Linked DNA regions of Mus musculus: region 1 is linked to region 2. The links are chromatin loops, found by intact Hi-C in ENCODE. Cell type or tissue: left cerebral cortex. All regions are shown on one strand. Links, peaks and the distances in the headings refer to the core of each region. The heading gives the core; the rest is flanking DNA.

What was found. Peaks named below come from ENCODE experiments on the same cell type or tissue, not always from the same donor. Only the 100,000 strongest peaks of a DNase experiment are listed, where the experiment ranks them.
Region 1: it touches region 2 in a loop (9-fold over the local background); 5 of 42 quality-filtered maps call a loop at or near these places.

What each region holds. Positions count from the first base shown.
Region 1 is chr1:80,851,866-80,857,256 of GRCm38, reverse strand. No RefSeq gene overlaps it. Among named protein-coding and RNA genes, the nearest start is that of Dock10, 96 kb to the right of the region's middle. In left cerebral cortex, for the core only: no CTCF peak of the experiment used is centred there; DNase peaks (open chromatin) are centred at 1,902, 2,669, 3,387 and 4,280; H3K4me3 peaks cover 270 bases; H3K27ac peaks cover 2,309 bases.
Region 2 is chr1:81,061,448-81,066,838 of GRCm38, reverse strand. No RefSeq gene overlaps it. Among named protein-coding and RNA genes, the nearest start is that of Nyap2, 13 kb to the left of the region's middle. In left cerebral cortex, for the core only: no CTCF peak of the experiment used is centred there; DNase peaks (open chromatin) are centred at 2,096 and 3,848; H3K27ac peaks cover 2,979 bases.

The DNA of each region.
Region 1 (5,391 bases), core at 144-5,143, 210 kb after region 2:
GCAGCAGCATTACATCATGACCTGCAGGAATTATATAAAATATCAGGCTCAAACTTGTTCTTGGGTATAATTAAATTGCATAAGCAAGAGGCTCAGGCTTCCATGGCAACCACTCCTACAACAACTACTCCACAGTTCTCTGTACACCAAGGCTATGTACCTATAGCCCCTACTCAGTTATGTCTCAATATTAGATACTGAAATTCAGTCTATGAGCACGAATACCTCTCTGTCTCTGTCTCTCCCTGTCTCTTTCTGGCTTTCTCTGTCACTCCCTGTCTCTCTTTGTCTCTTTCTGGCTCTCTCTGTCTCTCTCCCTGTTTCTCTCTGTGTCTCTGTCTGTGTGTGTCTGTGTGTGTGTCTGTCTTTGTGTCTATCTTTGTCTCTGTCTGTCTCTCTGTGTGTCTGTGTGTGTGTGTGTGTGTGTGTGTGTGTGTGTTACTCTCATTTCTTAGGTATTCTAGAGAGATGGAGGACAATATCATATCTCTTCCATTATGAAAAGGACTACAATTTCTTCCCCCTGGTATAGGCAGTTATTGTGTTTATGGATTTGTCTTCCTTGGCTACAGAGCCTCTTTCAATATCACATCTGTGAACATAATGAGATGGGATGGTATTCAATATGGCCAGGAGTCCAATCAAAGAATTTCTTGCACAAAAAATGAATGGGACTTGGCAGTGGATGACCCCATTTTATTAAAATTAACTGTTGTTACATACCCTCTCAAACCAATGGAGGACACCTGAAAGAATGTTCCATACTTCATCAAAGATTCATGTACTATATTAGCACGGTGCTCATTGTAAGCTCCTGAAGCTGGTCTAAAAAATGATACTGGAGCATAGACAGAATGGATGGGATTAGAAAGCAAGGAATGGCAATAAGAGAGGTTCTCCACCCCCATTGATACATATGAATCTAATAGCCATGTTTGCTCATATTATTACCATGGCCTTAGATGGTATTTATTAAGTGTTCACAACTTGCAGAAAAAGAATGGTCCATGTATTGAAGGTCACACACCTGTAACTGATACTTGTTGTACCCCTGAGATACATGTTAAGAAGTGATTGATACTGAATGCCAAAGACAAGAGGAGTATAAGCATGCAATAATGTCTATGGAGGCCAGTGAGTTCTATGGGGAAATGAAATGGAAAGTCATGAAACTATAATAGAGGCAAGATGGCTAATGGCATGGAATCATTACCAGCCACCTAATGTCCTAGTCTGAATGAGACAAAGCATTTAAAGGTTTTTTCTCTTTATATAAAAAAGGGTATTTCTCTCTTCCTTGTAGTCACTGTAAATAAGTTTTAGTGTTCATTCTCTGAACCTGATCGAGATTCTCCAACACAAAATCCTTTCAAGTTAAGGCTAAATGAAATGTTAGGAATATGTTCCTAACTTAATCACATATCAAATCATGCATATGAAACTAAACATCCATAAACAATCAGGCCCAAAACTTATGTTCCTACAAAGTCTAATCCTTAAGAATGTTTGTTCTCTCCAAAACTGAGAAACTGGGTCATCACATTATTACTTATGACTATAGTCAGGAAAAAGAAGGAAAGTATTTCTACCCTTCTATTTTCAAGGACTTTTGAAAGAATATAACTATGAATCCTCAGCTACCAGTTGTTCTCATCTGACTCACCCAAAAGCTTTAAGTGACTAATGTGTTGATGATAGTGAAAGTGACTCCAAATAATGAATATAGTTACTCACTCATGAAGCCCTCATTGAGGCAAACAAGCTCTAATGATACAGTAAGCACACATGATAATTGGACCCCAACGCACAGAAATTCAAAGAGCTGCTAGAGTTGGTAGTCATTGTTTCCATTACTCAAAGTCTAAATGTTCTCAGTGATGTGTGGGAAGAGAAATGAGTATCTTGCTAACAGGGCAGTGAGGGTACAGCTTGAAGGAAATGTATATGAGTCAATCTATGGTCCAAGTCACAGCTGGCTAAAAGCCATGTAAATGAGAGGAAGATAGGAGGCCACAGACACTGAAAAAAAGCAAAAGGGAGAGGGGTTTTCAGGAAACAGCACACTCTCAGAACTTGGGAGAGTGGAAATGAGAAAGTACAAACAGGAGGTTGGAGAGACAAGAAAAATAGCTTCCCCACCCCCAGGAATGTAATCCAATCCCAGGAAGTCAGCCCTAAATATGCATAAGAGCACTCAACTCTTATGTATTGTAAATATACAATAAATACACTCAGCAGGCTATACTTACATGTTTACGTGTGTGTGTGTGTGTGTGTGTGTGTGTGTGTGTGTGTGTGTGTGTGTGTGTAAAACAATAATAATTAAAGGAAAAGAGGTCATTATGAGTTTGACATGTAGGGGGGACATAGGAGAAGTTAGTGGGGAGGGGGAGAGAGCAGTGCCAAATCATGGAAATACAGTATTCATGCTCTAAATTCTCAAAGACAACATTCAAAAGGAAAAAGTAAGGACACAGAGACAGTAAGCAAGTTGAAATCCCAGCATTGGGGAGAAAAAAAGGCAATTAGAGACAGCTACTGCAGAAAGGAAAAGCCTGAGATCTGCAGCAGGTGTCCCTGCTTCCCTCTCACCCTGGAGGAAGCCAGAGAGTGGAACCAGGCTGCAGACTGCAAATGATAACAGTGAACAGCTGGCAGCATAAGGGATGCACTTATGGGAAGCAGACACGGTTCTCTGGCAAGGGGACGCATCCCTGCAAAACCGAGCTTCCTTGTAACACTACCCACAAGGTCCACATTCATGAGCTGTGCTCCAAACAAGACCCCGTTATAATGAGTACCTTTGTGAACACTTCCAAGAGCTCCAAATGTCCTTGGAGTGAGTCCAAGGTAGCCCCGATGCACGTAGCATTTTAGATATCATGTGATGCTGTGCTTCTACTCTATAAATAAGAAATTCTCGATGCAGCCACATGCAATCACACTGTACTGAGTGTATGATAGGAAAACTGTGTTTATCTGACACAAACCGTGGGGTGAAATGATGATCCTTTTGACAGTCTGGACATGCAGGCTGTAGAATACAAGGCAAGTGTCTGGTTAGAATTATATGTGGACTCTGATGATAGACTCCTTTTCACTGCAGAATAGTTGTAGCCTGGATGTGAGCTTAAACTAAGGCATACAAATTAGCTTTCAGACAGGGTTTACTTCTGAAAAAAAAAATCCCTAAATATATAATTTACTGGTGTAAGTTAGCAAAAGCTTTTTCTGTAACAGAAGCAATAGGTTTTTTCTAAGTTTCCACCTGACCTATTTTCTCCCATGCACTCAAGTCCCAGTGAGTCCATAGTGGCTGTAAACATGAACATTCAATCCTAAAACCACACCCTGCTCCTCTATTGATTTTCTGTGACCACCAGTCTTAGAGGAACTCAAAGAAGTTTGAAAGAAGCCAGATGCTAGATCCTGAGCAATGGTGGGTTTAGCAAAAATGAAAGCATATCTTGGTACCAAGTCAGGATTGCTCCACACATGCAATCCATCATTATGGTAATATTTGTCAAACCTATTGATTGGGCTGAAATTATTCTCACAAGTATACCCTCCAAATTTTAAACTTCATATTAGCACTATCGGTAGTCAAGAATTTCCACTAAGCCTCTTTAAACTGGCAGCACTTGAACTGCTACCCATGTTTATGCAATATGTGACCAATGTTGTGACTGTATTAATATTTGTTTGAAATTAGAAAGACCACTGACAGATTTATGAAAAAGGCACCTAGAAAGCCTATGCCAGGTGCTTGGCAGCCTAGAAGGTGTGTGGCAGGATGATTTTACCACTTGCCCTGCACTCACTACTGAACTGAATTCATGGAAAACTTCTGTTATGGCCCATGCTTTTATGGAAGGCATAATCCAATAAGCCACATAACGTTACTCTTCCTCAACCATGAAATCTGAGCTATATACCTATCTATGCCAGATAACTGTGTATGAGTAAGTCAAATACTCAGGTCATAGGATTTAAAAGAACAAGCTAGAAAAGAAGCATACCTATTTCCCACATATAATTTAATTTTATGGTGAGTGTTCTCCTTAAGTTATATGCAAGATAGCGGTCTCCTCTGAGATTCAGGTCAAACCAGACATTATCCAAATGGCATCAGCAGGGATCCCAATGGTAGAAGGAGAGGTTTTCAGATGGCAATGGCCTTACAAGCTATTCAGAAATCCCATAGAGCACTAATCGCCAGTGCAGCTGTTGTTGCTATAGGGATGGACTCCTGTGAGAACTCCATCTGCTACAAGAGGGACAGCTTGGAAAACCTCCTCGCAGGTCTTAAGAAGAAATGAAGCAAACAAATGACTCATTTGGTTAGGAAGGCTGGTTAGGAAAGCAGCTATTTCAGCAGATTCCAAGCATATGCAGGACACAAATCTTTTGTCCAAGTATAGCAAAAAAATGCTTTATTTCATAATCAGTAGCAAACAAATTCAAATTTCAATTACTTTGAACAATTGAATGTTAACCAAGTGCAATGTTTTGCAACTCTTTCATGTTAAATTTAGCAACTGAACTTTTATTTAAGTATTTAATCCACATTTTCCAGGGCAATTAATATTAGCTTCCAAACAATATTAAGAGCTCATTTAACAGGACCATTTTGAGAAATGCAGCACAAACAGCCTTGCATGTTATGCCCATATGGAATGTAGGACCATTGGCCAGACTGAAAAAGATTAACTCAACTCTGTCTGCAATATATTTTTGTCCTTACCTTTTGATACTACACAGATAGATTGGTAGTAAATCCACATTTGTACTACTACTTTGAAACTCATCTAAACTTCAACTAAAATAGCATCTGATAGAGAACATTTGGGGAGAAATTAAAATCCATTAAAAAAAAACCTTAATTCTTATCCAAAACCCAGGATCCTAAAAGGAAAATGGACAGAAGAAGGATGTTGGGGGGTATAAAATATTTGAAGATATGTGTGAAAGAAGCCACTATTGTGTGTTATTAAACTCTCTCTTTGCCTGGTCATTTGTTAGTAGAGTCTAACAGCTGCTGACTAACCTACTTTGCATTCTTTCTAAATGTGAAATTACACAGATCAGTAAATGCAACAGGACAAAATTTTGATAAACTGGATCCTCAAGGAGTTTCCTAAGAAAAGAGCATCTCTGCTTGAAAATGACCTTTCAGACTCTGGCTCTTCAACAGCCTCACTACTCAAACTTAACACTGTAGTAATTAAATAAGTGTTATGGAGTTGTGTTAACCAAAAGACATATCTCTACATGTCCACATGTCTCTAAATAAACTAATCATATGGCTCCCATACTCTCCTAGTGAGGACAAAACGGAGGGATTTAGATAATTGAATACCTATAGTCTAAAATTTGTCTTGTCTCAAAGGT
Region 2 (5,391 bases), core at 222-5,221:
TGTTTGTTTGTTTGTTTGTTTGCTTTGTTTTGTTTTGTGCTGTAAGAAACATATTTAAATATTAATAAATCTTTTCTAATCTGATTAAAGGGAATATCTTTTCAGAGTCTGGAGACATAGGTTTGCAGTTAAGAGCACATGCTATTTTTGCTGGGGATGCAAGTGCAGTGAGTGGCTCACAACCACTAAGAATTCTGCTCTAGGAGATCCAGTGCTTTCTTCTAGCCTCTAAGAGCACCATATTCATGGGGACAAAGTCTACACACAGATAAGCACAAGCATACATAATTAACATTTTAAATAAAATATTTAAAAAGGACAAAGCAGTATATTTTTACATGCTTGTCTAAAGCTGAAATTTGTATCAACTATATGCAACTAATAATTTAAATGATTTAAATTTTTAATTGATTACAGTGTTCTGTTCTTATAAATATATGCATCTATATAATATTTTCTAGGTATACTTATGTCTCATTGCTTATAGATAAACATAGAAAGAGTGGGTTAATTCAAAACCAAATATTCATTTGGTTCTCCTTCAAATTTTCTGCCTAAAACACATTAGAATTCTGGAAATTTTCTTTCTGTAATTCTATTATCTGTTGGCTTTGGAATTTAAGGGAGCCTTTCTGTGTCCCCCAAAGTCAGCCATTTTGTCACAACGTCTATCTTGGTTAATGAATCAGAATTCTTCATGACCAACACCAGAATTAAATCAACTTGAAACATAAAGCTGAGCTACTGAAAAATATTATTGTGGATTCATTCCATGATAAATCATGGCTCACATAACAAATGGAATGAGACAGGGTTTACGCTGGTGTCAAATAGGAATGACTGTGACTTGGGAGAACAAACTCAGGTTACCCTAAATATTCTATTATAGTGCGGTAAGATTTTCATGATGTTTTTAAAAGAACAGAACAAAGTCATAATTCAAGATAGTTTAGAAGTACATTGGTGTAACAAGGCAGTATACACTAGTTGATATGAGGTTCCTAACACATAGACAAGCAAAAGATCACCTGGTCTGGCATCAATGAGAGAAGAGGCACCTAGCCCTTGAGAGACTTGAGACCCCAGGGAGTGGGGAGGTCTGGTGGGGTGGGGGTGGGGACATCCTCTTGGAGGCAGGAGAAGAGGAATGGGATGAAGGAGGGGGATAATGACTAAACTGTAAAAAAATGATTTAAAAAATGCATCTGTGTGAACATGAGGCAGATAGTAAAGTGGAGACATCTCTAATACAGGCATCAGATGATATTTGATGACATTCTTAGCCTTTGGGTTGGTGTCTGCTAGAAGTGTTACTAAATTTTAAAATATTTTATTTAATATTTATATATGCACATTATGTGCTTTGAACAAATTTATGCCCTATCCCTTCTGTTCCATTTCTTATCAATCCCTTCTACTACTTTTTTTTTCCCAATTTCATATGTTTTTTTCTTTCAATTTGTCATAATACCCACTGTGGCAATTCATTGCTATCTACATATGCACATGGTTGTGGAACCCTCTAGGAGAGCATGGGTGCATCTCAGGGCCGGAACCCCGATGAAAACTTGTGTTTCCAAAGGACTTATTTATAGTTTCAAAAATAGATGTTATTCAGATATGGAAGTGAAAATATCAAAGGTAGCCCAAGATAATATGGCTCCGAACTTGAGACATTCTATCCCTCTTAATTACTGATAATTAATCAACCCATCAGCTCTGTAGAGCCTTTAACACATCCAGCTCTCTTCTCTGGGAAGCTCATTTCATAATCTCCTTATCATTCATCAGTGGCTTGAGCAATCAATGGTAAGAGCCTGGGCCACATCATTGAGAGCTAAGTACAAGACTCAGGTACAGAGCAGAATGCCTTGAGTACTTGATCACATTCTACCTTCTTCCTCCTCCCCCATCTTAGCTTGAGTTCCTTTAAATACAGAGGTAGGAAGTGTGAAATTTCTGGCCACAGCAGTTTATTAGACTCAACACCTCTAAACAAACATGGTCATGGTGCTTGCTTCTAATTGGAACTCTCCATTGTTTGGAATTTCAGCAAGAAGGGAGAAATAACCTGAAGCTTGCATGAATCATCACTATCCATATCTTACCAGTCAGAATTAGACTTGTAGTCAATTTTAGCTGTGCTAGAGACTTAAAACGTTGTGTTAACCAGGACAGACATACATTTAAAGAGCCATATAAATTTTAAAGGGCAACTAACACTAGATAATTACTGCAGTGCAGACATGGGAACAGTCCTAGTGCTGGGGGGTGGCAGTAACTGGAGCAGAAACAGAAGGGATAAAAGTGAGTGGGCTTCAAACAAGACAGGGAACATTAGAAGACGTACTGTCAGAAGAAGCAGCTATTTTCTTATTACAAATAAGGCTTTTACTTTCAAATTATTTTTTATTTAGCTCGATAATAAAATTGAGACAAAAACTCTTTCTGTTATGATCTCTTCACTACATTGTTTTCATTTTAATCCTACAAGCTAAGCAGTATAGCTTCCAGGGAACCCAAAAGCTTGTTTACTTTCAGAGAGAACCTTTCCTTCCATTAAAAACAAACAGAAACAAGCAAACAAACAACCCAAAATCTTGGATCTAGAAATGGACCAGAAGATGTGGGCTAATAGTAGCATTCACTGCTGCTCTCACAGAAAACATAATTTTAGTTTCCAGCATCTGGGTATTTTGGTTCACATCCACTTGTACCTCTTGTTCCAGGAGCATTCCCTGCCTCTGACCTCTTTGGGGCCTTCATTCATGTGCACATGAGCCCATCATGCCCCCCATACATACACATAATTAAGCATTTAAAATAACTTCTTAAAAAACACCTGATTTTTTTTACCAAAAACTTCTGCTTAAGAAACTAAACATAGTGCTCTGTAGTGATCCTCACTGGGTGAAAAGCAGGATATCTGGTGCAGAATGGTACCCTGGAAGAAATGATGAGTGGAAACTGCCTGTAAAGCTGTGCTGACCACCTCCTTTCACAACCTGACTCCTTCTGTCACCCCTAATCTGGTCTTCCTTTCAATTACTGCCTCTTTGCACCCATTAGGAGAAAGAAGAACTCTGACTGCTATGTTTTAGTTGGATTTTCCCATTGTTGTGATACAACAGTGACTAAAACCAACTCGGAAAGGAAAGGGTTTATTTTGCTCACAACTCACAGTCCACCATTAAAGGGATCCAGACCAAAAAGCCCAGTGGGAACCTGGAAGCAGGAACTGAAGCCAAAAGCATTACAGAATGGTGTTGTTGGCTCACTCAACTTTCTTTCTCATACAACTCCAGACTACATTCCAGGGTTGATGTCAAAGTAGCCTAGGCCTTCCAACATCAATCATTAAAAAAACAAACAAACAAAAAAAACACAAAAAAGCAAAAAACAAACAAATAAACAAAAAACCCTCACTGCCATTGCTACAGGACAGTCCATTAAGACTCCCTCTCACAGGTAACTGGTGTGCCAAGTTGACAAAAACTAGCCAAGATACCCTCATGAGTAGAGATGCTTCCTTCTTGTAATGCCAAAGATACAATCTAACAGAGACCCCCACTTTTTAAAATTATTATTATTATTATATCCTCCTAAATATCTTTGCATTTAAAACCTGAAGAACAATCCCTGATATCACCTCCTACCAAAATATCTATTGTATATTTTAACTGGGAGAGGATAGCTGCCATGTAGCTAAATTGGAAGCATGGGTATTTTTAGTGCTTGGTGAAAAGACTTACATAAAGAACAACTCTATTCACTCTACTGGGATCTTCTTATGTAAAAGGCCTGGCATGAACGTAAGGTATTATTATGACTATAAAAGCTCCTCACTCTGTAATCATAAGAAAGGCAGTACTATGGAGAATACCATGTAGTTGCATGGCAACTGAATCCTTGTGGAGTTAGTTACCATGCAGAAGAGATCTTGTAAGTGTTTCAAATGAGTCCAGCCAAAAAGAGCACCCAGACCGAAAGAAGATAAGCACCCACTTGTTGTCCAAGGACATTTCCTCCTGGTAATTTCATAGACTTGAAGATGAAGGTGTAGCCGCTTCCTGTTTAGATCTTCAGTACCAATTAAGAGAGCTTTGTTGAACAAATTTTTCTTTCTTCACTGTGAAAACGCGAATGCATGCACATGATTGCTTGTAACGTTGGTATGTCCATAGACCTGGCATATCAATTCAACATGTTTCTGGAAATGAACATGTATTCTGCTGACATGTAAGGTGGGTCAGACATCCTTAGATTTCCTTCTTAGTTATAAGTAAAATTCATGTGTGCTTTAAGTTGGGCAATTATTGTATTTTACTTGCCTACATTCTTTCTCACCTTAAAAATTAATAAAAACTTTATTTAGGGGCACTGCTGGTCTGTGTTAAGGGAGGGCAGGTAACTGACACACAACCAGTTGCTATATGCTGTTTCCACAGTTGTATCCAATCTGCATCTGGCTTAAGGAAATCATCACAGCCGGTCCACATAGCCTCCTATCAGAATCTCAGGGAAAGAAGACCTTTTCTGCAGCATGAACTTACTTAGCTGGCATCTCACTAGGAGGCGGTGGCTTTATAAACCGTGTGTGCATAAAACTTCCAAGAGAGAAGCCATAATGGGAGTGCAAGGCGTCTCAGTCACCAGCCCACCAAATGTGACTGAATTACTAAAAGATTTGGGCTCCTGGAGGAAAGATCGAATATTCCCAGATGGAACTGAAAAAGTTGTTCAAGAGCCACGGGTGCTGAGCAAGAATCAGCGATAGAAGCAAGGTGGTCAGAGCCTTGACAAAGAAGATATGATCATGATGAAGCATCGCCTCAGGAAGTAGGTGTTCAGCTCACTTCCCAATAGTATTCTGACTGGAAAGAAGTGCAGACAACCCCTGCAGCACATCTGTTTTGTCCTGAAACAAAAAGCAGCTATGAAAGGAGAAACCCCTTCAAATCCAACCAGAAGGAGTCAGCCACAGCCCAAACAACAGAAGAGGATACCCTACCTCAAGATGAGGAAATGGCAGATCCTGAAGCTCAGAGAAAAGGCCCAATTCTCCCACCAGAATATTCTCAACTGACTTAAGCTAGGGCTGGTGCTGCAGATCTGTGATCCCAGCTCCTTGGGAAACCAAAGCAGGAGGATTCTGAGTTTCAGAATTGCCTAGGAAGGTTAATAAGACACTGTCTCATAACTAAAGCAAACAACAACAAACAAAAGAATTATGAGTGGTGGCCATGTATACAACTCAATGGCACAGTGCTTACACAGTGTGCATGAGGGGAAAGGTTCAATCCTCTATGATACATGAGGAAAAATAAGGCTTAAATGCATCTGTATGAAGTAAGAGGAATACACTAGCCTGCAGAAACATAACCCTTACAG